Regions from separate parts of the Homo sapiens genome. Here region 2 is linked to region 1. The links are chromatin loops, found by intact Hi-C in ENCODE. Cell type or tissue: ascending aorta. All regions are shown on one strand.

Evidence for each region. Peaks named below come from ENCODE experiments on the same cell type or tissue, not always from the same donor. Only the 100,000 strongest peaks of a DNase experiment are listed, where the experiment ranks them.
Region 2: it touches region 1 in a loop (2.0-fold over the local background); 4 of 110 quality-filtered maps call a loop at or near these places.

What each region holds. Positions count from the first base shown.
Region 1 is chr3:188,679,522-188,687,521 of GRCh38, reverse strand. All of the region lies in intron 7 of LPP (LIM domain containing preferred translocation partner in lipoma), which reads right to left. Among named protein-coding and RNA genes, the nearest start is that of MIR28, 5.3 kb to the left of the region's middle. In ascending aorta, no CTCF peak of the experiment used is centred here; a DNase peak (open chromatin) is centred at 4,271; H3K27ac peaks cover 7,352 bases.
Region 2 is chr3:188,589,955-188,597,954 of GRCh38, reverse strand. All of the region lies in intron 6 of LPP (LIM domain containing preferred translocation partner in lipoma), which reads right to left. Among named protein-coding and RNA genes, the nearest start is that of LPP-AS1, 25 kb to the right of the region's middle. In ascending aorta, no CTCF peak of the experiment used is centred here; a DNase peak (open chromatin) is centred at 3,575; H3K27ac peaks cover 4,755 bases.

The DNA of each region.
Region 1 (8,000 bases):
GAGGGAGAAGCGAGCAAGAGCAAGGAAAACTGCCTTAAAAATCTCAGATCTCATAAGAACTCCCTCACTATGAAGAGAACAGCATGGGGGAAGGGCCCCCACGATCCAATCACCTCCCTCCCTTGACATGTGGGGATCACAATTCAAGATGAGGTTTGGGTAGGGACAAAGCCAAACCATATCAGCTAGTAAGAAAGTGGGGGACACTCCCAAATTAGCACTTTCATCCTTGATCCCAGCATTAGAACAGACTATGGTATACCAGGGTGGGGGAGAGAGGAAATCTGCCTCCATCTAGATCACAGGCATCACTGGGTTTGCTCATCTGCAAAATAAAGCAGCTGAAACCGAACTAGATGATCTCCATTACCTGGAAATTGGAAATGAGGGAGCATGGAGAAAAGAGATAAGCTATAACCAGATATATTCATTTAAAGACTCATACACAAGCACAGCAAAGCTGTTGATATTGTGTCCTTTCAGACAGCCTGACATTGAAGCCCTCAGTCAGCACAAATATTTCACTTGAGCACACACATACCAGGTGCCTTAGCTTTTCTCTCAAGTTGAAGTCTTAAAGCCCCTGCCTAATATCTGTTTGAAGATTAGAAGTAGCTTTCACATCCTTGATATCAAGGTCTTCACTCCTTGTTTTTTGTGCTGCTTTTAAATAGCACACTGAGATAACAAATGCAGGAGAAGCAAGGCTTCAACTAGATGCACACTTGTTGAGTGCTTGTTTTATGTTGATTCTTCCCATACTCACCATCAGAGCTTTCCCATGGCCTCCCTCGGCTTCCCATCTTCTATCTAAATCATAGATTCTTAGTCTTGGCTGCCCATCAGAATCACTTGGGAAGCTTAAAGCATAACAGTGACTCTACCCACAAGAACAATTAATTCAGTATCTCTAGGGGTGAGGCCTAGGAAGAATATGGTTAGAATATGCCACAGATAATTCTGATGGGCAACGTAAGATAAGAACTGCAAGTTAAACATAGGAAGTCACGCCCTGTGTTAACTTCTCTTTTTCACTCTCTGGAGTATCACTGGGGTATGGTCTATCCACCCAGTATCTATGCCCATTAAATTTCTCCCCAGAAACAGCTAATAGGGTAAGAGTTGCAAGAGAAGCTGTGGGGACTAACTGAAGTGGGTTACCTTAGTTTAAAGGAGTATAGATCTTGCTGTGCCCTCTCTTTATTGCCATTGCCTTTGGTAAAGGCCTGTGGCTACATAAAACAGAATCAGCCACTGGAAGTGCCATGCACTTTGGTAGAATTCATTCTCAATATTTAATAATATTATTAATAATATCAATGGCTACATTTATTGAGTAATATATTTTGTACAGAGCTCTGGGCTGAGTATTTCATATGAATTATTAATATTTAAAAATCTGAAAATGTTCATAGGAAAGGTATTTATCCCATTATACAGAGGAGGAAATCTGGGATTAGAGAGGTGAGCAATGCATGACACCACTCTAGCTTTAAGACTGTCAAACTTCAAAGCCTGCCCTCATACACATTAGGCCAGGGAAGCGCCTTGACTACATCATTACATCATCACATCATCATGATGGAGGAAGAATGAGGATCTCAAAGAGTGGACATTCCCTTATAGGAAGGGGATAAATAATAAATAAGTCATAAATGGGTAATTTTTTTTTTAAGAAAAGTAGTAGAGAAGCTTGTTCAAGGGAGCTAGGGAAGAATGTATACAACTCAGTATTCGTGGTAATGGGACACCACGTTAAGGCAAATGGATTGAATTTGGGAAGTTTCCTTCTTTGATTGAGAGGTGAATAATTCCCAAGGAAATGGTCCAGCTTGCTTAGCTGGGTTTATCCATTTGAGGGTGTTCCCTCAGGACTGCAAGTTTAGCAGTTAGCTTTCTGACCTCACATCAAGGGCTGCTGTGGATGGAAGGCATTCTTGCCATGCGGGTCCCGGACCCGTAATTGCCTAGTGGCCCCATTAAACAAATTAGATAAGGTATACAGACTCTTTGGCATGGGGCTCAAGGTCCCTCAGATTTTGGCACTAAATTTGTTTTCAATCTTATCTTCTACTTACGTGTACACCCTATTCCAGACCAGTTCATTTGCTCTTCTCTCAATTCAACCACAGAGACCATTTTCCACACCGAGGCTGTGGACCACACTATGCTCACGGCTGTGAACACCAACAGCCAGCCATTCTCTGTAGGGTCAAACATTCTCTGTAGGGTCAATTCTGCTAGTCTTCAGATCCTAGTCAGATATCTTGTTCATTAATTCACTGGGCCCCAAACAATGTCCTCCTTCTCTCACTCCCTCAGAGCACAGTGTCGTCATAGAGAGAACATACTTCAGAGCCCACTGTCTTGCACCACTACAATTGATAGTATGACCTTGGGCAGGTTCCTTACTTTCTCTGTGCCTCAGCTTCCTCAATGCAAAATGGAAATAATCACAGTACCCACATTTCAAAGGGTTGTTTTAACAATGACATGGGTTAAGAAAACACATGGAACAGTGCTTGACATATAAGTATTTGGTAAATGAATAAATACCTAACTCTTCTGAGGCACCAATTACTGACTAGCCAGTAGTGTAGTTATATGCTTTTAGCACATATTCAGGGATCTTAAAATATTTGTTTCATTAATTCTGCCAATTGAATACCAACAAAAGAGTCTTTGGCTAAGTTTGAGCACCATCATCATCCTATACCATGCATGAGAGATGACACAGTAACACAGGGAGAGAACTAGTAAAAAGAAAATTTTGTTTTTTTTTTTTTCAGTGTTGTATAATTTTGGTCTCAGATTGACAAGCCTCAGGGAATAAAATATGTATTTACATAAAAATTTCTGGTAATGGCATATTGAAAAGTAATTAAATGAAACAACAGATTCTATTTGCTGACGGCTCCATTTCTAACACTAACAGCGTATGGGACAAAGTTTTGACATAAGACCTGGACAGCCCCTCTCCCAAGTGGTTTTTAGCTATAAGCTATCAGTGAAGGACCTGACTCACCTATGAGTTTTCAAGTACAGAAAGACCTTTGGAACATGGAAGAACTTAATAGGCATTAGGTCACTGGCATAACTCCATGGATAAGGTGAACATAGGTGTTTCATAATGTAAAAAGGTGTACTTTCTTCTTTTTCTCTGCCAGTTTTTTATCCCCAAAAATGTTCAAGAGAGAATTTAGCAACTGAGAACCTGGAGAAAATTTTAGAAATTTTGTAGCTTAATGGTTCTCAGCCTGTTGTACATGGAACTTGATGTGTCCGTGATAAAACTGTCTAATGGAACTTGAGAGGCTGATTTCAAATTTTTAAAAGTCTAAAAATATGCAAACATTTAACCGAGATTAGACTGTTTATTGACTGAATATCAACTCAGTGCAGTAAGAATGGTTATGTCATTTCTGATCAGCCAATGCGTATGTGTCTTGCAGTTTGACTGCAGAATCTTCAGCACAAAGAGTTCGAATATGAAAAATAACACAAAGTTCTCTTGTTCATGTAAAGATATAGCCTGAGATTAAAATGACAACACTCCGGTTTCCCGACTTCAAGTCTAGTGTTTCCTCAACTATACCATAGCTTATTGGAGGGTCTTTGAAGGGATATTTTTGTGCCTACGTGTAAATTGTATGCATAATGTGTTTGAATCCATAGAATAAGGTTTCTTGACCCTCCCACTGTACACTTACAATGGCTTTGTTACAGTAGGCCATAAATCTGTAGACAATTAGAAACATACAAACACAAATGTATATCATGCTCCCCACCCCGCAACACAACTCTGATTTCCTGACGACACATTTTCATAAACTTATTTTTTAACAAATTACAAGGGGTCTTCCTTCATTTGGGGCCCTGTGCCTTTTTGTTAATTTAGGAAATAATCAGGGTATACAGTCAAATAAATACCCAAGTGAACAAGGCAAATGGACACAGCAACTCCTACAGACTATTTCCCTAAGAAACCAGGCAAAAGGCAGGCTTTTGACTAAATATAGAACTAGCAGTCAAAATGTGCAAATAGAAACTTCCAGTTGTGGACTGGTGGGAAACCCCAATAGGCCATCTCAGCAAACCATGTACAGGAGGTGAAATCAGTACTTCCTTAAAAGATAATTCCAGTAAAAGGAGCACATAGGGTTCTCCAATGTGTCTCCTAAGTCATTTATGAGAAAGAAAAGGGGAAAAAATGAGTCCTGCTACCACTGAGACGCCCAGGTCCATGGCCCACAGTCTGACTCACGGTCAGAGAACTAAACTTGAGAATGTGTATAGACATCCCTTTACCTCATTATGCTTGGTCTAAGTGAATTTAAAAATAGGCCTTGGAGAGTTCCTGGACTACTCACAGCCATTGCCACAGAGTCGGTAACATAACATGTGACTTAAGATCACCTTTGTACAGTTTTGCACTGACTCATTCCTACCCAAATGGACTTTAGATGAAAAACTAATGCTAGCTTTCCCTCATGCTTTAATTTAGGATCCTATGCTACTGTATACCTTATTCTTCTTTGTGGTCATCCTGTTTTAAAATATAGGAAAAAAGAGAGGTGCTTGAGAACAGAAAGTGATGGCTGCCCCACCTCTATTTTGCTGCCAAGTATGATATACACATCCCTAGTTTCCTGTGTGCATTAGGGCCTGAAGAGTTGCCCTTCTCTGTCTCATGCATATGTGCCAAATCTGTCTCCAGTGACAGAGAGAAACTGCATGTGGTGCCTGGCTTCCGTTTCAGTAAAAAATATATTTATTTGGATTTCAAGATGATTATTGACATCCTTGGACATTCAGTACAACTTAGTAATTTGCATGGGTGTTTACTCCGCTTGCCAACATGAGCTACAATTAGGGTGAATATCAACTTTTTACAAAAACAGACTGGCCTAGTTCTACTCCTGAAATGCCTGCTCTCCAGCTTCCCTCAAACCCCATTCACTTGCCAAGGTAACCATAACAAATGCTGGTGCCTGTTGCTTGGCCTTAGCCTGACCAAGACACAGCCCTGATAGGCACCTGGGATAGTCAGGGCAGGGACAGCCTACAAAACGAATTCAGACTGGAAAAGTACAAGGTGAGAGCTGCACGGTGTAGATGTGTGTGCACTGACACATATGCTAATAAACGCAAGAGATGGAAAAGAAAGGCTCTTCCTCCTAAAAATCACACAATCTGTGTTACCATTGGATTGAAAAGTCAGTAATTTCTTGCATATGCATCATGAATTTAAAATTGGAAACAATTTTTCTTTGTGTGACATTTCTTGCTTTGCTATTAATATAGCAAATTCCCAGAAGACAAAAAGGAGAGAATAAGGAAATAGAAAAACCTGAATTCAAATCTTGCCATGGCCAAAAACTAGCTATGCAAACCTGAGCAGGTCTCAAGGCCTCAGTTTTGCCATCTGCAAAAAAACGAGGATACAGTATGAATACGGTATTCACTTCACGGGATTATGGTGAAGATCAAATAAGACAATATTGTCATTCATTCTTCTAACAAACATGAATTAGGTTCTTCCTCCTTGAAAGGTGCTGTTCAAGGTGCTGGGGATACAGCAGTGAACACAACAAACTCCCTGTACTCATAGAATTTGGATTTGTCAGTGTTGGGGCTGCTGTATGTGTGAGAGACAAACAATATGCACACACATTAAAAACATACATACTACACATCATGCAAACAATATCAGGATAGTGGTGAAAATAGATGTGAAAGAATTTTGTATATAGAAAAATGGCGTAAAAGTCAAAGTATTATTTAACATTATTACACAAGGGTCCCAGACATAAACTTTCTGCAATTACACGATTTCCTTCCTCCCTCCTTTTCCTTCTCCTTCCTTTTTTCCTCCCATAAGTATTAGTTAAGAGCATACTTTGAGAAGTGCATCATGGTGTAGTTTCTTAAGGGAATCTGATAAATTAGAAGCATATCCTGTCCGCAGGAAGCATACAGATGGCATAGAGTTAAGGCATTACAAATCTTTACCCTAGGTACAATGTGACAAAAGCTGCTTATCTTAGAGAAGGTAGATCAAATGCTATGAACATTTTGGAGGGAAAGGCTCTTCCTGAACCTTCTGGAGGTAACTCAAAGGGGACTGGAGATGTTGAGCCACTGTCCCAGGCAGAGTGAGCAAAGAACTGTGCATCCTAACAAAGACTTCTGGTACTCGGTAGCTCCTAGTGTACAAAAGGGAAATGCGGCCGGGTGCGGTGGCTCACGCCTGTAATCCCAACACTCTGGGAGGCCAAGGTGGGTGGATCACGAGGTCAAGAGATCGAGACCATCCTGGCCAACATGGTGAAACCCCATCCCTACTAAAAATACAAAAGTAGCTGGGCATGGTGGTGTGCACCTGTAGTCCCAGCTACTCGAGAGGCTGAGGCAGGAGAATCACTTGAACCCAGGAGGCGGTGATTGCAGTAAGCAGAGATCATGCCACTGCACTCCAGCCTGGTGACAGGGCGAGACTCTGTCTCACAAAAAAAAAAAAAAAAAAAGGAAATGCACCTGGGAAGATAGAGCTGGGGGTCTGTCAGCTGGAGCTGCATTCTCACTTATGCTCCCAGCTCCGTTTACTCTGTACCAGAAAGTCTTCATGAATGCAAGGATACTCAGTGCTCCAGCGCTGAGTATGAAAGATAAAACTTGCGTTTCATAATGAGACTTTCCCAGATTTCAAAGTTTGAGGTGACATTTACAGAAGCTCCTTTTTGCTAACAACAGCACAATGATCCTTTCAAAGATAATTTCTAAGTAAATGATAAGTAAAGTCATCTTCCTCTGTTGGGTGTGCAGCTCCAGTTACTTACTTCCTAAAGATAGGCTTTTAAGAAAGCTGAGACCTTTCCTGTAAACTTAATAAAATTATTATTTTCTCTTTTTGCTGTCTGAATGCATCACTGTTATTTTCTGCTACTGATTTGAGGGTAAGGTGGGGTAGTAAAAAAATGTTCTCCCACTATTGCAGGCATCTGAAATATGAAGTTAGAGAAGTAAGTTATGCTTTTTGGCTTTATTTCAAATACCCTTCTTATTATGAAGAGTGTGAACTGGAAATAAAGATGTCTTCTTTCATATGAAAGATTGTGAGCATTCTTGCTTGATAGTCCAAATAAATGGATGAAAGCTGCCAACAGTATGTGGCTTCAAATCAGCTTGTTCTTAAAGTCACAGAGAACTGAGACAATCTGAAGCGATCCAATTTAGAAACACTCCTCTAATTGTTACAATTTCAGAACAAAATCCCAGCAGAGGGTAAGTAAGAGCATATGAAGTCATAGTCCATATTTCCAGTTTTCATGAAGGTTGGAAAGGAAAGAAAAAGATGAAGAAAGAGAACGGAGAAGAAAAGAAGGGGGAGTAGCAGCTCTGGGTTTATAAAATAGCAATTTTTCAAAATAAAACAACATTTTTTCCTCTGATGAGTGCTCCTTTGGGCCACTAGTGAATGTTTGTTGACTCCTATTCACCAATGATTCTAATGACAATTTTGCTGTTTCTTCCTCATACCAGAGGAGATTAAAACCAATGAACTTTAGAAGGTAGTGGGAAAGACTGTGAAAGGCAGCACAGTGACAGCAGAGATGGCCGCTGACAGCCTGGGGGGATAGGAGGAAAAAATTACTGAGTTTCAGCAGAGCATAACAATAGATGGTCATGGTGATGACCCTGAGTCATCAAAAGGTTTCAAATGCTTAGAATAGCCCCATAAGAAAAAAGAAAAATATGCCATGCATTTTAATAAGGTTTTTATCCAAAATCTTAAAAATTGTTTATTATTAATTTTGTCTCTGATGGAGGAAAAGTCAGATGTAAAGTACAAAGTGACTAACCAGAGCATCCATGTAATGTATTCCTGAGCACAGGCAAATTTACCAGTTCCTCATAGTGGTCAAATATTTTCAACAGCAACTAAACATGCGCGCGCGCACACACACACACACACACACACACACACACACACACACACA
Region 2 (8,000 bases), 90 kb after region 1:
CCTTACGTCTTGTTTTGCAATTACTTATTTAGTGTTCCTTTCCTCTCTAAACTCCATGTGGGTAGAAATTTGGGCTTTCCATCCTTAGGGTCTAGCAAAGAGATTTTTCCATATGTTTTTATTCAATAAATTAGTTTTTTCAATAACATATTATTGAAATCAGTTTTTTCAATAATGTATTATTGGCAAATTCCATACAAGAGAGAAGTGTTTAATCAAATGAAACAATAAGGGAAATAGTTCGGTAACAGAATTGCCCACACTTCCCATCCCCCATCAGTTTTGTGCACCATTCATCTAAGAAGATTTAAGTATGATAGAGGGTTCTGTAGTTCAATCTAATTTTAAAAGTTCTGAGTTAGTTTATAAACATTGGGTTTCTTAGCTGTAGGTAGCAGGACATTTGGAGAGTGTGGTTCACTAGTTTTTGGTTATAATCAACTACTGTAATAGAACCAACCATTCCTATCTTTTACTGCTACTCGGAAGCCATAAAAAGACAAAAGATAATAAAATAGGTGGGATCCCATCTCTCAGGAAACTCTCAAGTCATTCAGGGGTTTCTTATCACTGAAATTTGTGTATCAGTGGCAGAAATTAAAATGTGACCACCTTGAGACAAGTGTCGAAAAAGAGCTATTTGGGGAATAATTTTTAACAGAGGATTCTTTGAGAAGAAATAACTAATTTATCTGTGCATAACTGAAACATACAGTATTCCTCACATAACTGTAGGGCGTAAGAAATGTGAATATCACACATCTCTACATTTTCCTCAAGGAAACAAGGCTCAGGAAAGATTTGCCCAAAGTGAGAAGGTCTTCAGAGGGTCAGGATTAGAACTCTGTTTTCCAGAGTCTGAAACCAGCGTTCCTAACCTCACACCAGAATGCTCAGACTTAATAATAAGCCTACAAAAAAGTAACAAACCCAGTTTTGTTCTTTAACAAAGTGGATCTCAGTGTATACACACCAGGCAGCAGGGCATGGAAATCACAAAGTAGGCTCAATAGGGACAAATTGGGTTGCTGTATTTTCATACAAGAGTTTCTAACATATTCACGGACTTCAGTAAAAGAAGCCACCAGTGTGAGCAAGTGGCTATATTTGCTTCAGTGGAAACAAACAGACCCTCGTTCACATATTTCTAAAAAAATTTGGGTGACCGAAAGCAAAGCGAAAAAGGAATAGGTGGTGTGTTACAGTTCTCAGAGAATTCCATGAGCAAAATTTTCTAAGACCTATCAAATATTTCAAATAAAATATTTGAAGGACATCATATTTAGAGCACATTAAGCTCCTAACAAAGTCACTAGATGTTTGCTCAGTTTTTTTTTTCCTCTTTGCAGAAAACACTCTCATTTTATAATGATCACTGTATTACGATGATTTGAATGTGTATCAGTTACACTGTAGATTGTATAGGAGAAAAAAATTCTTCTTCTAACGTATTTGTTCTTCAAAATGGAGTTGTCTGTCCACTGATTGTAGATGGATAAAAGGAATGGATCCCAGAAAGGTATAATTTCCAAGGAGAGAGCACTTTTGCCACAGAGTAGGAGGAAGGGTAGAAAATGTTTTCATGAAGAGTGACTATTAGGAACAAATAAGAGCTCTATTCACCAAACCTGTACACATCCCTTTATCCCTGTAAAACAAGCTATGAAAGCACATAATGACTAACTGCAGCAAAATTACTCACATTCTAACTTTGCATAATCACTAAAATGGCTCTGGTTTTTTAACCCTCCCCCTTCAACAATTCTGCACTCTTAAAAAAATTTTTTTCAACCACAGCACAAATGGTTACAGCAAACGGGTGTACCAGGCACATCTGCTGCTTCAAAAAGAATTCACTCCCCTGTGCCAAATCCATGTCTATCGGAAGAAATAAAAATAAATTGCGAGCAGGTTCAGCAAATGCCCAGATAAATCCTGTAGTGACCACATGGGTTAGATTCATTTCTGGTAGTCGGTTTGTCCTGAAAAGGGTGAGGCAAAGGAGGGGTGATTTGGAAGCAAGGGACTCTCTCTCTCACGCCTGTCTTTGTCACTCAAGAACTGAATACACAGTTAAGGTAGCTCCCTTCTCGATTTTCTGCACAACTATTTAAAAAATAGGATTGCGTTTATATAATCCCATAGGTGAAGGGCAGTGGGCAACATGTCTTGCAATATATGGACAGTGTCCTTTAAAAACAACAATAATAATGAGAACAACAACAGTCTTAGTTTGAATGGTCCCACAAATAATCTTTCCTATTTTTTCTATTTATATTTCTAACAGCTTTGCTGAAAGCGCCTACTTGATATTTTAGATCATTCAGTGCAGTAGATAACCTAGAATTTGGGGTACTAAAAAATTATGTTTTCTCTTTTCTACACACTATTAGCTGGAAATCTAAGGATGGCTTTTGAAAGAGAGCACCATTATTTTGACCATGGTACAAGGTGACCAAGCTCCATGGCAGAGCAAGGGGAGGGTGGCTAGCCCAAGATCAAGGTGTCAGCACAACTGCTGAAATCCTCATCAGCTGGGGGATACGAATGACTGATGGGGGTTCATTCATTTGGGTCTTATTCCTCCAGTGAAACTTCCTTTTAAAGGTAAAATGAGGAATTAGTTTATTATTCTTCTTTCCTTTTTAAAAGAGCAAACATCAACAAATTCAAAGATAAATATTCTTTGGGACACAATTTTAAATTAGGACAACAAGTACTGAAATTCCTGGGTTCAAACAAATTCACTTATATTGTTTCTTGGGTTTCAATTTCCTCTTTATAAAATTAGGGGATTTGATTGAAAGAATTCAAAGAATTTGGGTAGCTTAAGGTACCTAAGGGACGTTTTTGGGCTCAGATAAATTCTGATACCTAAGGTTCTTTGGAACAGCATATAAACAGAAAAACCTTCTCATTCAAACATTATTTTCATAATTTATCTTTATAAATATCAGGAACTGTAGAGGTAATAGGATACTTAATCCTGTTATGCTATAATGTTTCAGAAAAATAACAGGATATAAATTCATACATATATCATGATAAAAGTCCTATATGTGAATAAGAAAAACAAAACAAAAATTATGAGTGGTAATTATGAGTGGTGTCAATACAGATATTTTGCTCTTTTTTCTCCTTTCATTTTCTTTTATAAAATGAGCATGTATATTTATATTTACAACAAAGTAACTTTATTTACAGAAAAAAATAATCATATCTCCAAATATGTTTTCCTTTCAGAGAACACATTGGATTTTTCCCAAACCACCCAAAACCAAAGAAATATGATGTTTAGTTGGCTCAAAATTTAGACTTCAGATTTCTTTTTGAAAAATGCAATCATTCAGATAGTCATTGAGCATTTACTGATCACTTTCTAATTACCAGGAATGTTGCCAGCTACTGGGTAAAAAGTTACCATTTTTGGCCTCAGTGAATTCAAGTATAGACAGAGAAACAGGCAGAAAACCAGTAGAATTTTTTCAGAATTCCAGAAGTCTTACAAATCCTACTTGGAACACAGCGCTCCACTGCAACCCATTCATTTTTTAAACAGAGAGCTGAGTTCTAGCCAGCTAAAGAACACTGGCTTAAGAGCAGGGAACCAGGGTCCTTTTCATTCCACTCTGAACTGCTGAATTGCTTTAGGCACATTCTTGTCTGTGTGACTCAGTTCCTTCCCCTTCAAGATTCTGGGTAAAAATAATTCTTTATACTTTACATGGGCAGCTGAATTCAAACGTCTTCTCCTAGTCTGTTCTCCCTCTTGATATTCCATGTGTAAGTGCTATGGCCTAGGTAATTCTTACACATTCTTAAGTTTGAGTACCATTGTTCTAAGCTATATAACTCAGGAAGGGGGCCATGTTCTAATATTCCTATCTTCAGCCTTTCATAACACTTAGAACATGGGAGCACTAAGTCTATGCCATAGAAGAGTATCAAAACATCATAGAGCTCTACTTACCATTTGATCCAGCAATCCCACTACTGGGTATCTACCCAGAGGAAAAGAAGTCATTATTCGAAAATGATACTTGCACACGTGTGTTTATAGCAGCACAATTCACAGTAGCAAATCGTGGAACCAACCCAAATGCCCATCAATCAATGAGTGGATAAAGAAACTACGGTGTATACATATACAGTGGAATACTGCTCAGCCATAAAAATGAATGAATTAACAGCATTTGCAATGACCTGGATGAGATTAGAGACTATTATTCTAAGTGAAGTAACTCAGGAATGGGAAACCGAACATCGTATGTTCTCACTGATATGTGGGAGCTAAGCTATGAGGACGCAAAGGCATAAGAATGATACAATGGAGTTTGGGGACTTGAGGGAAAGAGTGGGAGGGGAGCATGGGAAAAAAGACAACAAATATGGTGCAGTGTATACTGCTCAGGTGATGGGTGCACCAGGATCTCACAAATGTCCGTTAAAGAACTTACTAATGTAACCAAATACCACCTATACCCCAATAACTTAGGGAAAAATAAAATTAAAAAAGAAAAAAATTATCAAAGAGCAATGAATGAATGAATATATTAAAGTATGAAATTATTCCTCATTTTCCTCTCTTTACTTAATTTTCTCTATTTAATCTGTGTGTGTGTGAGAGGGAGAGAGAAGAGAGAGAGAGAGCAAGAGTGAACACCTCTATGGGATCTACAACAATTGGAATTATAGAAATAAAGGAACATGATAAGCAGATCAGCTACATCATTATTAGGCAGGAAAAGGAGAGAAAATCACAAGGGAAGAAACACACACACACACACACACACACACACACCAGGCATCAGAGGTGTAATCTATACAGTTATTCATTCTATTCCTAGATTTCTTCATCCAATAACCTAGAAGCAAATAAATAAATGAATCAGAAAAACATACACTTTTCCATGGATACAATTCATGGAATGGTAGGATACAGAATTATTCAAGAAGAATTTTTATTATTGTAAGAGGAGAGTTCAACTTTGTATTCACTGTTTTCATGTTTTTAAATAATGTTTAAATAAAATAATATTATTCATTGTTTCTTAGACTTTTGAGAGAGCTAGGCAAGCCCTCGTGTAAGACAGTGTATTCATTAAAACAATGATACGCCGGGTACAGTGGCTGACACCTGTAATACCAGCGCTTTGGGAGGCCAAGGCAGGCAGATCACCTGGTTAGGAGTTCAAGATCAGCCTGGCCAACATAGTGAAACCCTGTCTCTACTAAAAATATAAAAATTAGCCAGGCGTGGTGGTGGGCACCTGTCATCCCAGCTACTCAGGAGGCTGAGGCAGAATTGCTTGAACCCGAGAGGTGGAGGTTGCAGTGAGCTAAGATAGCCCCACTGCACTCCAGCCTGGGAGAAAGAGTGAGACTCCATTTAAAAAACAAAAACAAAACTAAAAACAGTGATACTCATTGTAGAAAATATGAGAAGTAATAACAAGGTTAATAAAGAAATAAAAAACACTCGTTCAAAACTTTAGTGATAACAACTGTTTTGGTAACTTTATTTTCATGGTTTGTATTTCTATGTATACTTGTATCTGTGTGTAAGTGTGTGTGTGACTGTGTGTATGTGTGTGTGTGTGACTGTGTGCGTGTGTGTTTTGTATAGGTGATGGTGCTTAAATGTGAACCCTCTTTATGTGTGGCTTTGTATCTTATTTTTCATTTAACATTATATCAGAGATTATAAATTTTAAAATTCTTCAAAAATGTTGTTTATAGTGTGATAACCAAGCAGTCAATCTGCTTTAACAGATGCATATGCTCCAATGCACTAATTTCCTATTTATCATACATATTTAGTTGCAAAATCAAAACCAGAACAAAAAGCACTAAGATTTTTCCGCTGTCCTGTATTATGCTATTCTATCATCACAAAGTAGTTTGTTTCTGTTAAAAAGATTTGAGGAGGTGCAATAGTATATCAAAATGCCAGGCATGCACTTCTAACAAAATGTCAGCTCCCACCTCCACACTTCTCATGTGTATCAGATAATCTTCTTTCAATCAGTCATACAATATACATGCAATTCAGACCCATGCCAAGTACCTCACAGTTAAACCCTCTGATATTGAATTCAAAAAGCCTTGTTGTCTCAAGACAATTGATATTAGAGATTAAATATCAAAGACCAGTCATTTATTGTTGTTGTGAGTACCATTATTATTTGTATTATCACATTCCTTCTGTCTCTGTATCAGGTAGACTGTGAGGAACTCAATTGTAGAATGACAGGATCAGGGCTGTGTTGAAAAAAATATTAATCTGGCAGCCATATGCTTATGAAGGGCATAAAGGAAGCCAGCCTGGAAGCTACTGCAATAATCCAGGCAAGAAATGATGAGGCCCTAACTAGGAATAGAGAGTTTGAAGGAAAAAGGCTCCCAGAGCATTAACTACAGAACAAATACTGTCAGAAATGTTGTTCCAGCATATCTTTTACTAGCATCTTTTACTTTGTACAATAATATTTCCTAATATGAATATGTATGGAGCAAATGAGATCCACTGGCTGGTTTAATGGAAACATTATGCTCAAAGAGATCTGCATTAAGAAAGGTACTAGACTGGGGCTTCAGAACAAAGGCAGATAAATGCAATAACAGAAAAAGGCTATGTTAACACTGAAGGCCTACATTCTGCTAGTCAAATTAGTTGATGTTCTTCATATTTAATAGTCTGGATCCTTTAAGAGAAAGGGTGATTTATTTCGTTTGGGCAGTGGTCATGCATATGTCTTAAAGAAAATGCTAGACAATTTTGTGGGAAAGCACAACATAAGTGTCCAAGTGACCTAAATAATTTTTCCTCAGACCAAAATTCCAAGAAATAATCTTGCCTCCAATTCTGAAAGTAATCCTCTGGCTGTGGAGGCTCCTATGTGAACCCTCAGAGGGAAGGAGGAAATATAAAAGGACAGAAAATCAACAACAAAAATCCTCAAGCTCCACTGTATTTATTTCACACACTTCTTAGATTTGTCTAAATAGTTTAAGTAAAACTGGGAATTTAGGGTCAGAAAGGACCATCAATTTGCCTTTGTGAAATAAAGCACTAAACTGACTCAGTTTTCCAGTGGTGCTGAACCTCATAATTGAAGGCCTTAGAGATCACAGGCTAGTTAAATATAACTTAATTCCAGAGACCTAGCAACACTGGGTCTGCATTCCTACATGCAGCCTGGGTTAAATCTGGGAGGTTGGTGAGCCCTCCTGCTTGCCACAGTCTTCACCACTCTCTAGTATTCTCCAATCAGAGGTCAGTTGTAAGTTAACCATTTATCTTCTTGCTTGCACTGTGGTCTGTCCTATAATAAAGGGTGAAGTGAAATACTTCTTTTGCAATTATGTCTTTTTATTTTTTTAAACACAGCCTTGCTGTGTTGTCTAGGATGGATTGCAGTGACGCGATCTCAGCTCGCTGCAACCTCTGCTTGCCAGGTTCAAGCGATTCTCCTGCCTCAACCTCCTGAGTACCTGGGATTACAAACATGTGCCACTATGCCCGGCTAATTTTTGTATTTTTTAGTAGAGGCAGGGTTTCACCATGTTGGCCAGGCTGGTCGCAAACTCCTGACCTCAAGTGATCCACCCGCCTCGGCCTCCCAAAGTACTGGGATTACAGGCATGAGCCACAGCGCCTGGCCAAGAATACATCTTTTTTAAAAATGAAAGAGTATTTATTTTAAAAGATCTTGAAGAACATGTAGATTGTTCCTAGATATTCTCTATGTAAACAAAAAGCATCTATATGAGGAGAACACAGCACACAATACCATTATAAAAGAAATCATACATTTTATCTGCTTCAACTTTTTACATTGCTCACCTGGGTCTGCTACACTGCAATTACCACCCTAGAATAAATGAGCTGTCATTCAGCAGTGCAGAACAAGAAAGGTTACTTAAGTATACGAAAGAGTGCTGTGCAGTGCAACGTAAACAAAAATTAGACATGACAACAATGCTGCAACAAACTGAAC